Regions from separate parts of the Homo sapiens genome. Here region 1 is linked to region 2. Evidence: chromatin contacts called from ENCODE Hi-C or POLR2A ChIA-PET data. All regions are on one chromosome and are shown on one strand. Each heading gives the region's core, a stretch centred on a gene start or an enhancer-like site at or near the end of the contact. The rest is flanking DNA. Distances are from core to core; before and after follow the strand shown. Region 1 has its middle 47 kb from the start of NORAD. Region 2 overlaps CNBD2 (cyclic nucleotide binding domain containing 2).

Region 1 (6,267 bases), core at 2,576-5,075, 81 kb after region 2:
TTTCTGCAATTCTTAAAAATGTTTCCCTGCCAAAAGCAGCAGAGGCTGGGGAAAGCTGAGCTTTCTGTCCCCTCCTTGAATCCCAGAATCCCGGGACATGGGAAAAGCTGGCCTGGAGTTCATGAGCTCTGGAGTCTGGGCCAGAGATCTTTTGCCTTGTTCTGTCACCGAGACTGGAGTGTAGGCAGTGTCACGATCTCAGCTCACTGCAGCCTCCGCCTCCTGGGTTCAAGTGATTCTCCCGCCTCAGCCTCCTCAATAGCTGGGACTATAGGAATGAGCCACCACGCCCAGCTAATTTTTTTTTTTTTCTTTTTTGAGACAGAGTTTCACTCTTGTCGCCTAGGCTGGAGTGCAATGGCATGATCTCGGCTCACTGCAACCTCCTCCTCCTGGGTTCAAGCAATTCTTCTTCCTCAGCCTCCCAAGTAGCTGGGATTACAGGCACCCACCACCACGCCCGACTAATTTTTGTATTTTTAGTAGGGACAGGGTTTTGCCATGTTGGCCAAGCAGGCTTTGAACTCCTGACCTCAGGTGATCCACCCGCCTCGGCCTCCCAAAGTGCTGGGATTACAGGCATGAGCCACCGTGCTCGGCCTAATTTTTGTATTTTTAGTAGAGACAGGGTTTCACCATGTTGGTCAGGCTGGTCTCAAACTCCTGACCTCAAGGGATCTGCCTGCCTCCGCCTCCCAAAGTGCTGGGATTACAGGCATGAGCCGCTGCGCCCAGCCTGGGATCTTCTTTTGACTTTAGCCAACCCCTTCATGTGTTTATCTCTTCACCCAACACTTTTTATTAAGCTTCTTTATGTGAAAGGGTCTAAACTCCCTAAGCCTTGGTTTACCTGGCTAGGCAGCTAGTGGGCTAGATTTTGGGACTTTGATGACCCTTCCCTTGCTCAGATTGCTAGAGTTTGTCTCGTTGTTACCCAGGTTCAGGAATCCACCCTTCTAGTCCCCAGAGATCCTGGCCATGGTCCTCACTACTAATCTCCCCACCAATATACTCTAGTCTAGAGCTGTGGTTTTTTCACCTCACCAACAGCAGCAGGGTTACCTGGGAGTTTGTTAGAAATGCAATTTATTGGCAGGGCGTGGTGGCTCACGCCTGTAATCCCAGCACTTTGGGAGGCGAGGCGAATGGATCACCTGAGGTCAGGAGTTCGAGAGCAGCCTGGCCAATATGGTAAAAATACAAAATTTAGCCGGGCATGGTGGCACGCGCCTGTAATCCCAGCTACTAAGGAGGCTGAGGCAGGAGAATCGCTTGAACCCAGGAGGCGGAGGTTGCAGTGAGCTGAGATTGCATCACTGCGCACCAGCCTGGGTGACAGAGCGAGACTCCATCTCAGGGAAAAAAAAAAAAAAGAAATGCAATTTCTTGGTTCTCACGCCAGACCTAGGAATTGATAACTCTGGAGGTGTGGCCCAGCAATCTATGTTTTAACAAACACAGGTAATTCTTATTTACTCTGGAGCTCAAGAGAGGTGGAGACAGGGAGCCAGGAAACATCTATTAATTGAAACACTTGGAAAGCCTCCCCTGTCCCTCACACAGGTGCCTGAAATAGCACTCAGGCCCCACCTGGTAGGTAGGAATTCTGCTTTCAAGTCCCAGGTCTTATGATCTTGGACAAGTCTCTCCTTCAGTGACTAATGCAATGACTCTTTGACAGTGTGCTGTGGACCAGGTTCTGAGCGAGGGGTTTCCCTGATCTGCTCAGTTTCTCCAATTCTTACTTTGATCTCTAAGGCCCTTCAGGATCCAGTTCCTGCCCACTTCTCTGGACAACAGCCACTTTGGCCTTTTAGTTCATCTAGGCACCATGAGCTCTTTTGCTTCTGGGATTTTGCACATCCTGTTCCCTTTGTCTAGCACACTCTTCCCCTGCTTCTTATCTTGATTAACTCCCACTCTTCATGTTTCAGCTCAATAGTCACTTTCTCAGGGGGGCCTTTGCCAACTCTCTAGGCCAAGTCAATTTTCCCTGTTACACATTCTTAGAGCTCTCTGTGTCTCACAGGGCTTGTGAGAATTTGTAATTGTTGTTTGTCCCTTTACTAGACTGTAAATGCCATGTGGGCAGGAACTTGCTTACTAATCTTCTTAGTGTCCCACACAGTGCCTGACTTATGATTTGTGTTCAATAAGCTTGTCAAACTGAGTTAATTTATAAAATGGCAGATGGCACTAAATGATACCCAAAGTTTCGTTTCAAGCCCTGACAATGTGTAATCCAAGCAGGCTTCAGCCTTTTCTCAAGTTGATTTACCTGTCTTTTTCAATGCTGCATCTCCCATCTCCTGGCTGTAGATTTGAGCACTCACCGTGGGTCCAGGCCCATGCTGGGCTCTGCTCTAGTGGAGGCAGGAGGAGGCTCCTCAGGAGACACAGCCTAGCTTGGGTTCTGTGTCTTCCTGGATTAGGTTTGTACTGGAATGAGAAGAGGAAAAGTATTGAAAGAGGAATCCAAATATCTGCGTCCATGCCTTGTTATGTGACTGAGGGCCAATCACTTTCCCCTTTTGGCACGTGTCCATCTCTGTAAAATGAAGGTATTGGGATGGGTGGCACACTTAGTAGTGGTTACTAGCACTGGCTCTACAGTCATTCGGGGCTTGCCATGTACTAGCTGGGGGGACTAGGGCAAGTGATTCCATTTCCTCATTTCCTTACTTGTAAAACAGGACCAGTACTAGTATCTGTTTCACAGGATTGTTTTGATAATTAAATGAGATAACATCCTTGGAATGCTTAGCATAATGTGAGTGCATAAGAAACATTTGATAAATGTCAACTATTATGACCATTATTGCTACTCCACAATTCAGCTCAACATTCTTGAAGGCCTTTGTATTGGGCCCTAGGCCTACAAAAACAGAAATGAATCCAGCAGTATTCACAGGTTGGGGGTGGGAGCAGACATGTAAAGATGCAATACCACCGCAAGGACAATGTACAAGCTGCCAGGGTGTGGCTGTTTATGGAGGAAAAGGCTTCCTGGAGGACAGAGATGGTGTTTGGGCTGGATTTTACCGTCTGGGTATTTGAAATAGCATGTGCAAAGGCAGAACGGCTTCTTAGGGGAACCCCAAATAGTTCCACATGGTTGGAATAGGAGGTGGTGAGTGGCAGGGATGAGGGTGGAGGAGTGAATGACTGGAGATAAAGCTGAGAGGAAGATTAGGGACAGATCTGGTGCAGGCCAAAGAGCCTGAGCAAGTCCTGCAGACGGCAGGGAGCTGGGGAAGAGGAGTAAGCCAACCAGGAAGGATCAGATTTGCATTTCAAAAACACAGCTCTCCAGGTGGTGACAGAGGATGGTTGGTCTGGGAGGAAGGGAAGGACTGTTGACCTGGAGACCTGGGCACAGAGGCTGCTAAACAAGCTCAATGGGAGGCCCCACTGGGGTGGATAGATACCTAGAACAGGCTGTTCTAGGAAGCTTTTTCCTCTGTAAGCCTGTCTTCAGCCTGGTTTCACGACAGCCTGGCCCTGGAAGGTGCAGGAGAGGTGAGAGTGACTTCTCATGAGGAGCCTCTGGGTCCTCTTTAACCTCTAAAGCTGCCTAATGAGTGGGAATCTGAAAAACAGAGTTTGAGGGTCCTAGGTCTGCTACTCAAAGGATGCACAGTGTATTAACTTCCTAGGGGTGCTGTCATGAAGCACGCAAACCAGGTAGCTTTGAACCACAGACATTTACTCCCCCACTTGTGGAGGCTAGAAGTCTGAAATCCAGGTGTCAGCAAGGTTGGCTCCTTCTGGAGGCTCTGGGGCAATCTGTTTCCTGCCTTTCTCCTAGCTTCTGGTGGTTGCCAGCAATCTTTGGCATTTCTTGGCTTGCAGCTGCATCTGCCTCTGTCGTCACGTGGCTTTCTCTCTGTTTCATTTCCTCTTCTAAGGACACCAGTCATATGGGATTTAGAACCCACCCTAGTCCAGTATGACCTCATTTGAACTTGAGTAATTGCATCTGCAAAGACCCTGTTTCCAAATATGGTCACATTATGAAGTTTTAGGTAGACATAAATTTGGGTTGGGAGGGGACACTGTTCAACCCAATACATGCAGGAAGTTGGGGAGGAGTGCATGCCTTTTAGTTCCACAGGGCTACATCCAAATTTAGGCTTTGCAGTGGAGCCTCTATGAAATGGAGACAGTAGGCCAGGCATGGTTGCTCACGCCTGTAATCCCAGCACTTTGGGAGGCCGAGGTGGGCAGATCATCTGATCAGATTTGTATTTCAAATTTGAGTGATCTGAGGCGGATTATTCCTGAGGTCAGGAGTTTGAGACCAGCCTGGCCAACATGGTGAAACGCTGTCTCTACTAAAAATACAAAAATTAGCCAGGCGTGGTGGCGGGCACCTGTAATCCCAGCTACTCGGGAGGCTGAGACAGGAGAATTGCTTGAACCTGGGAGGCGGACATTGCAGTGAGCTGAGATTGTGCCACTGCACTCTAGCCTGGGTGACAGAGCAAGACTCCGTCTCGAAAAAACAAAACAAAACAAAACAAAGAAATGGGACAGTAGCACCTACAGTAGTGTCATGGTCATGAGACTTGATCAAAATAACAGATATGAGCATGCCTAATGAGGTAGTACACAGTAGGCACTCAATACCTACTTCCTTTCCAGCTCTCCCTTCTCTGCACTTAGGAGCTTGGACAAGTCACCTAATCTTGCTTTACTTTCCTCATCTATCAAATGTGAATAATCATCATCCAGCCCTGCCTACTTCACCAAATTGCGATCCCAGGAGATAATGAGAAAGCTCTTTGTAAATTGCTTAAGGGCTTGTAGCTGTGATTTTTAATTATAATAATAATCATCATAATAACCCTTGGCCATTGTCATATCCGCTGCATTCTCCTCAGAGCCCAGCCCAGCCCAGCCCGCTCCTCTCCTGAGACAGGTCCTCTTTGCCTGTTTGTGCTCAGAGGCATCCCATGAAGTGTCGCCTCTGTCTGAGTTGGGAGGACCTTAGAGATGGTCCTTGCCGTTGCCCTTATTAGCCTGAGGAGGGAAACATGCTCAGGGAGAAAAAGTGACACCCGCAAAGTCACACAGCTGGTCAGTGGTAATTGGAACACCTTATCTGTGGCTCCTGTCTTCAGTCTGAACAGTGCTTTTTCCCTAGTTGCAACTTTAGGCCCAGAAGCAGGAGCTCAGGGCAGATAGAGGCCTGGAGTGGGCTCTGCATATGTTCCAGAGGTGAGGATGCAACAGGAGAGTGTCCTGCTGTCAGGATTAGAACCCCAAGAAAGGGGTCCCTGGGCTCTGAGTGAGCAGGCTGAATGGGCCGGTTGTTCTGTTATCACTCTGGCTATGGCCATCTCTGCCTACTCTGGTGGGAGGGCCACCATGCGGGGCTCTGGAGTCTAGATGTAACCCAAGGCTTCAGTGTCCCTGTTGACAGCCAGGGTGGCATTTCTCAGCAGGTCCTGTCCCTCTAAGCCTTGCCTTGGTGGGTCTAGGGAAAGCTCTGGGAAAGAGAGAGGGCTTATACTGTCCTGGTAGTTTCTGGCAAGTCATCTTCCTTTCCCCCCACACTGGGGAAGCCAGGCCCCTCCTTGGCCCCTTGATTCTTCTTTCCTTTCCTCCCTCCTCTTCTCAGTTTGCTCTCTCCCTTCTGTCTGCTTTCTCCCCTTCCCTCTCCCCACCTTGTCCCCAGATTAGAGGTCTAAAGATAGAGTCTCCAGGCCCACTTCAGGTGGGTGGTTTTGGGTTTGCTTGAGGCCACCTAGAATTAGAAAGTCTAGAGTCTTCCTCATAAGAGGCTCACTCTGGTGACTTATAATCAACTGCTTATGTTTATTGGCTTACTGTGTGCCAGGCCCTGTGCTAAGCGCTTTACATGCCTTATGTCTTTTAATCCTTACAACTACCAAGTGAGGCAGAGATGATGATCCCCGTCGTATTACAGGAGGCTAAATAACTTGCCCAAGGCCTACGCAGTCCTCAGCCAGCAAGTGGCACAGCTGGGATTTCAATCTAGATCTGTCCGAAGCCCACCGGTACTCTTGAGTCTTTCCTATATGGCCTGTGACAGAGCCTGCGGGAGCATTTAGGTGTCCACAGAGGGGCATGCATTTGCTCAAATTCAGAGAACAAATTCTTGACTCTGAAAGAAGGGCTTCCAATCGAGGAATCTTCCCTCCCAGGCCTGCACTCTGGCAGCACCTCCGGGACTGGCCTTTCTACAGCATCAGCCTTGGGGCCCGCCAAGGCTCTGAGCCCATCTGGTTCTAGGCAGCTGCC
Region 2 (5,982 bases), core at 495-2,994:
AGTAACTTTACAATGGAAAAAATCTGAAAAACACAGCCAGATCATCAAGGCCAACATCAACAGTAAAACATCATGTTAATAGTATTGTCCCTTGACAGGATGTGATGAAAATGTCATTTAACCTCTGTGGCCATCCTCTCAATATCTTATAACTCCTGTCTAATCATGAGACGTGATTAGAGGAAAATCATGAGACAAATTTTAACTGTGGCATCCCACAAAATACTCAATGAGTACCCTCAAAACTGCCAAGGTCATCAAAAATGGCCTGAGAAAATGCCACAGCCAAGAGGAGCCTAAAGAGCCCTATTATTAAATGTAATGTTGTATCCTGGATAAGATAGTGGAATAGAAAAAGGGCATTAGGTGAAACAGGAAATCTAAGCAACTCATTGACTTTAGCTAACAGTAATGTAGCAGTAGAGGTTCACTAATTGTAACAAAGACATACCAATGTAAGATGTGGGAAACTGGATGTGGGGTATATGGGGACTCTCTGTACTATCTTCTCAATTTTCCTGTAAATCTAAAACTGTTTTAGAAAATAAGACCACCAGGCCGGGCACAGTGGTTCATGCCTGTAATCCCAGCACTTTGGGAGGCTGAGGCAGGTGGATCACCTGAGGTTGGGAGTTTGAGACCAGCCTGGCCAACATGGTGAAACCCTGTCTCTACTAAAAATACAGAATTAGCCAGGTGTGGTGGCACACACCTGTAACCCCAGGTACTCGGGAAGCTGAGGCAGGAGAATCGCTTGAACCCAGGAGGTGGAGGTTGCAGTGAGCCAGGATTGCACCACTGCACTCCAGCCTGTGTGACAGAGTAAGACTCTGTCTCAAAAAAAAAAAAAAAAAGGAATCCAAGGCTGGGCATGGTGGCTCATACCTGCTGAAGCCCAGGAGTTCAAGACCAGCTTGGGCAACAAAGCGAAATCCTGTCTCTACAAAAAATTAAAAAGTTAGCTGGGCATGGTGACATTTGCCTATGATCCCAGCTACTTGGGAGGGTGGGGTGGGAGGATTGCTTGACCCTGTGAAGTCGAGGCTGCAGTGAGCCATGATTGTGTTACTGTACTTCAATCTGAACAATAGAATGAGAGCCTGTCTCAAAAAAAAAAAAAAAAAAATGCAGTTGTGGGAGCGAGGGCAGTATGGATGACCACGCTTGGCTATGAGCTGATCACTATGGAAGCTGGGTGGCAGGTGCCAGAGCTGAATGAGAGGAGGAGGAGCAGTGTGCGGGTGCAGAGGTAGGGCAGGAGAAGGGATTTCAGGAGGAGCAATGGGCCTTCGGCCTCCCTGTGCCTGCAGAGGGCTGTCTCCTGAAGCCTCATGTGTGGTTATTCAGCATCTGGGAAACTGTTCCCTCACCAAGCCCTCTCCTCTGTTCCTCTGTCACTATCTCCAAGGTTGTCCTTATGCCATTCTCCCCCTGTGTTATGGTGGACTGTGCATGCTCCTTCCCTCCACTCACACCAGCCTGTATGTCCTCAGGGCTGGGAAGGTCAGTCCAGTACTGTCTGGGAGGTCCAGTCCCTAGCACAGCCCTCTGTCAATGCTGATTATTTTTTAGCTCTTAGAAATTTCTTCCTTTTGTTTAGTAAAACATTGCCTCCTACAACTTTAAACTAGCTCCTCTCCTCTCCCTGCCCTGTTCCCCAAAACAGAAGAAATCCACTTCCTTAGCATGTGATGCCCTTAGGTATTTAAAGAATGCTGTTTTGTTTTTCATTCAACATTTATGTAGCCAGGCACAGTGCCAGTGTTCCGTTAATTATTTTCATATTCACGCAGAGTGGCCTCCATTCCTTCGGTCATTCTTCAAGGGGCGTAATTTCCAGCCTTCCAGCCTATTGCTCCTCCTGGAAAGCCCTTCTGCCTGCCCCACCTCTGCGCCCACACACCGCTCCTCCTGCCACTCAGCTCTGTCACCTGCCTCCCAGCCTCCATAGTGATCAGCTCACAGCCAAGCGTGGTCACCCACACTCCCCCTGCCCCCACTACTGGATTCATTGTTTTAGTGGTCTTATTTTTTAGAACAGTTTTTAGATTTACAGAAAAATTGAGAAGATAGTACAGAGAGTCCCCATATGCCCCACGCCCAGTTTCCCCTGTTATTAACATCTTACATTTATACGTCTTTGTTAGAGTTAGTGAAGGTGGTGTCTGCTTCACTTCAATTTATTAATGTTTCAGAGTAAGGTGCTCAGAGATGAACACAGGGCACTAAGGGACAGGGAGGCCTGGGCAGGATGGAGGCACGAGGATGGAAAAGGCCTTGCTCAGTTTGGTAGGCAGTGACAGGAGGGGAGGCTGTGTCAGGAACAGGAACAACAGGGTCTGTTTTGTCCAGGCCCTGCAATGCTGGAACAGGGAGTAAGGCCTTGATTTCCTAGAAGTCCTGGAAGGCTTTGGGTGGGGACTTAGCACAAGGACCTGGCTGCTGCTTCCCACATAGGGCCAGCACATAGAAAGCCTTCAACAAATATTTGTTAACATGACCCCTTTGAAGAAAATGTCTGCGGATGCCTTCGTGAGGTGCCTGTGGTAGGACTCTGAGCTCCCTGTGTTGAGGCCCTGGCTTCAGCTGTAGGAGAATGAGAGTGGTAACTGCTTGACTGAACCCGCCCCCTGGAAGGTGGGTCACATCGTCCTCACCCTTGGGAGTAGCAGTGTGGAGCTGGGTCAGCCCTGGGAGCAGCAGAGGGTGGGGCCTAGGGTGGAGGGACCCAGGTTTTGAGCCAGGAGATATAGGAAGTCCAACTTCTCCAAGGAACAGGCAGGCTGAGGCCTCTGAGGTGGTCAAGACTGGGCAGGCCAGAGCCATGGGCAGCGCAGAAGAGAGGTGGCAAGCAGCATTTCTTATTTTCATTCTGCTTCTAATAGTTAGCTGTGTGGCCACGGGCAAATCACTTTCCCTTTCTGAATCTATGTCATGGGAAAATGAGGAGATTCATCTGGGTGAGCTGCCACCTCTAAAGTTGTGTGGCTCCATTTGGGTCACTCATTCAGCAGATATTCCTTGAGCACCTACCATGCTCCAAGCATGGAACAAAGTGCCATTGTGGCTGAGTAGACTGACGTAATTCCTGCCCTTATGGGGCTTATGATCTAGTCAGGACAGACAACAAACAGATAACTAGTAAATACATAGAAAGTTACAAATTGCTGTTAGGAATGGAATGAAAAGCAGGGTGGGTGGGGAGGTTCTTAAATGGGGTAGCTAAGGGAAGTCTGCTGTGAGGAGGTGATGTTTAAGCTGAGACCTGAATGATGAAAATAATAAGCTATGGGACTGGGCACAGTGGCTCACACTTGTAATCCCAGCACTTTGGGAGGCCAAGGAAGGAGGATGGCTGAGGCCAGGATTTCGAGACCAGCCTGGGCAACATGATGAAACCCCGTCTCTACCAAAAACAAAAATTAGCCGGGTGTGGTGGTGCACACCTGTAGTCCCAGCTACTCGGGAGGCTGAGGCAGGAGGATCCCTTGAGCCCAGGAGGCTGAGATTGTAGTGAGCTGAAATCATGCAACTGCACTCCAGCCTAGGGACAGAGTGAGACCTTGTCTCAAAAAAAGAAAAAAAAAAAAAAAAAAAAAAAGAATAAGCTATGGAACGACCTGGCAGAAAAGTGTTCAAGACAGACAAGCAGCAAGTTCAAGGTTCAAGGCAGGAGGGAGGAGGCGTGTTGGGGGGATTGGAAGGGAGGGCAGGGTGGCTGGAACAGACTAAGCAAGGCAGCAGTGACATGAGGCTGAGATGGAGGGCTTGGAAGGGTGAGACAGCCCAGGCCTTAGGCGGCATGAGATTTATTTGATCCCAGGTGCTTTGGGATGCTGTTTGAAGCATCTAGCCAGAGAAGCAACTGACTCCAGCTGTGTGCATGCAGCAAGTGGGTTGGAGGTGGCTGAGAGAGCAAGCAGGACAGCAGTGCTCCTGAGTGGATCCCTGGTTCAAGGTTGGGCTCTGCCACTTTATGTCTCATTACCTTGGGCAAGCTACTTAACCTGTTTGTGCCTCAGTTTCCTCATTGTAGTTGCTGAAAGCACAGACTCTGAAGACAGACCACCTGATTCAAAGCCTAGGTTTATTGCTTTCCTGATGTGTGATGTTAGACAATTTTTCTTTTCTTTTTCTTTTTTTTTTCTTGAGACGGAGTCTCGCTGTGTCGCCCAGGCTGGAGTGCAGTGGCATGATCTTTGCACACTGCAAGCTCCGCCTCCCGAGTTTATGCCATTCTCCTGCCTCAGCCTCCCAAGTAGCTGGGACTACAAGCACCCGCACCACGCCCGGCTAATTTTCTGTATTTTTAATAGAGATGGGGTTTCACCATGTTAGCCAGGATGGTCTCGATCTCCTGACCTCGTGATCTGCCCACCTCGGCCTCCCAAAGTGCTGGGATTACAGGCATGAGCCACTGCGCCCGGCCGATGTTGGACAATTTTCTTAACCTCAGCATCCTCACCTGTAACATGAGAATAAGAATAGGAGTCAGCTCACTGGATTGTGGTGAGGGTTAAATGGGTTATAGATGCAAAAACTACAAAAGGGCCTGGAATTTAGTGAGTGCTCAATAAATGTTTGTTGGTGCTATTATTACCATTTCATCATCATTGCTATTGTAATTATAAGATGATTGACCGTGGATAGGTAAATTTCCTTTCCTGAACCTCATTTTCCACATCTGAGGATAACCCCCACATGCTAGGATGGTTGTAAGGTGTAAATTCATATATATATGTTTCCTCTCCAGAGTAGGAGCTGGCTAAAGAGCAGCCATTCTGGTTTCTATGCAAGTCCTGGCATTGACTAGGAGGGCCTTTGTTCCCACTGTACTCAACATGAGAGACACACGAGGTGCTTCATGTCCCCCAGAGAACTCTCACATGTGCCATCTCGTGTAGACCCTCAGCAGCTTCAGAGGAAAGGTGGCATAGCTCCACCCCAGTCTTGCCAAAGAGAGACAAAGCCAGGGCTCAGAGCACCCAAAAATTTGTACGTGGTCATATTTCAAGGTCTAGAACCCAAATGGTGGAGGTGGGGAGGGTGTTCCAGATCCCACTTCACATCTCCTTTCAAATTCAGAATCCTTCGGAGACATGTCGATAGATATTCTCACCTGCATTTCACAGGCGAGCAATGGCCCAGGAGGTACTGTGTGCCCCAAATCACATAAGTACAATTTTAAAATATGGAATCAATCTAAGTGTCCGTTAACAGATGAATGGATAAGGAAAATGTGGGACATATACACAATGGAATATCATTCAGCCATAAAAAGGAATGAGATCCTGTCATTTGCAGCAGCGTGGATGGCACTGGAGGCTGTTATGTTAAGTGGAATAAGCCAAGCACAGAAAGACAAATATTGTATGTTCTCACTCATATGTGGGACCTAAAAACTGGATCTCATGAAGATAGGGAGTAGATTGGTGGTTACCAGAGGCTGGGATGGGGAGGAAGAGAGGGAACGAAAAGAAAGAATATGCATGTATTTATTTCCAGTGAACTGTATGCTTAAAAATGGTAAAGATGGTAAATTAGATGTGTATATTGTACTTCAACAACAGCAACTTGGATCCAGGATTAGTCCCAACCCCATGTGTCCTCCACAGAGTGGGCCTCTTGGTTTGTGGCCCTTTTTCTTCTTGAGCCCTATACAGCTGGCATTGGTGGCTCTGGGGCCACTAACCGTTCCTGCCCCTGCCCCTCCTTGCCTGAGCCTTGATTAACAGCTGAGAGGCTGAAGACTGAGCACTGGATTGGGAGTTCAGCAACAAGGATTCTAGTCCTGGCTCTGCCTGTCCCAGGTGTCTCCTTAAAAAGCGGATTGCACCCTTCATCACGGAAGCAAGTATGCCTGTGGACTTCCATCTCCCTTCCAGATAGAACAAAGTAGGAATTCAAGCCAAGGAACAGGAGGGCAGCTGGAGAGAGGAGGACCTGTGGCCACCGAAGTCTGTGAGGGATGGAGGAGAAACA

The links. Hi-C counts contacts between places; a loop is a spot of excess contacts on that map. ChIA-PET counts read pairs that join two places held with the same protein, here RNA polymerase II (POLR2A). Pooled maps may share reads with other maps.
Region 1: POLR2A ChIA-PET joins it to region 2 with 14 read pairs in GM10248. The contact joins two enhancer-like sites. A Hi-C loop is called at or near these places in 2 of 168 maps with a recorded cell type or tissue (DLD1 and heart right ventricle) and 1 of 50 pooled maps. POLR2A ChIA-PET finds 5 or more read pairs at or near these places in 10 of 52 experiments (Caco-2, GM10248, GM12878 and 7 more).

Annotation. Positions count from the first base shown.
Region 1 is chr20:36,094,671-36,100,937 of GRCh38, forward strand. It overlaps a transcript of EPB41L1 not described here. Among named protein-coding and RNA genes, the nearest start is that of NORAD, 47 kb to the left of the region's middle. RefSeq lists enhancers at 693-1,194, 3,058-3,566. Within about 2 kb of position 3,826, at least 17 of the 41 ENCODE cell types and tissues checked have a DNase peak (open chromatin) inside an H3K27ac peak, as active enhancers do.
Region 2 is chr20:36,015,952-36,021,933 of GRCh38, forward strand. The region is part of intron 10 of CNBD2 (cyclic nucleotide binding domain containing 2); the gene reads left to right. Among named protein-coding and RNA genes, the nearest start is that of NORAD, 32 kb to the right of the region's middle. Within about 2 kb of position 1,745, at least 7 of the 41 ENCODE cell types and tissues checked have a DNase peak (open chromatin) inside an H3K27ac peak, as active enhancers do.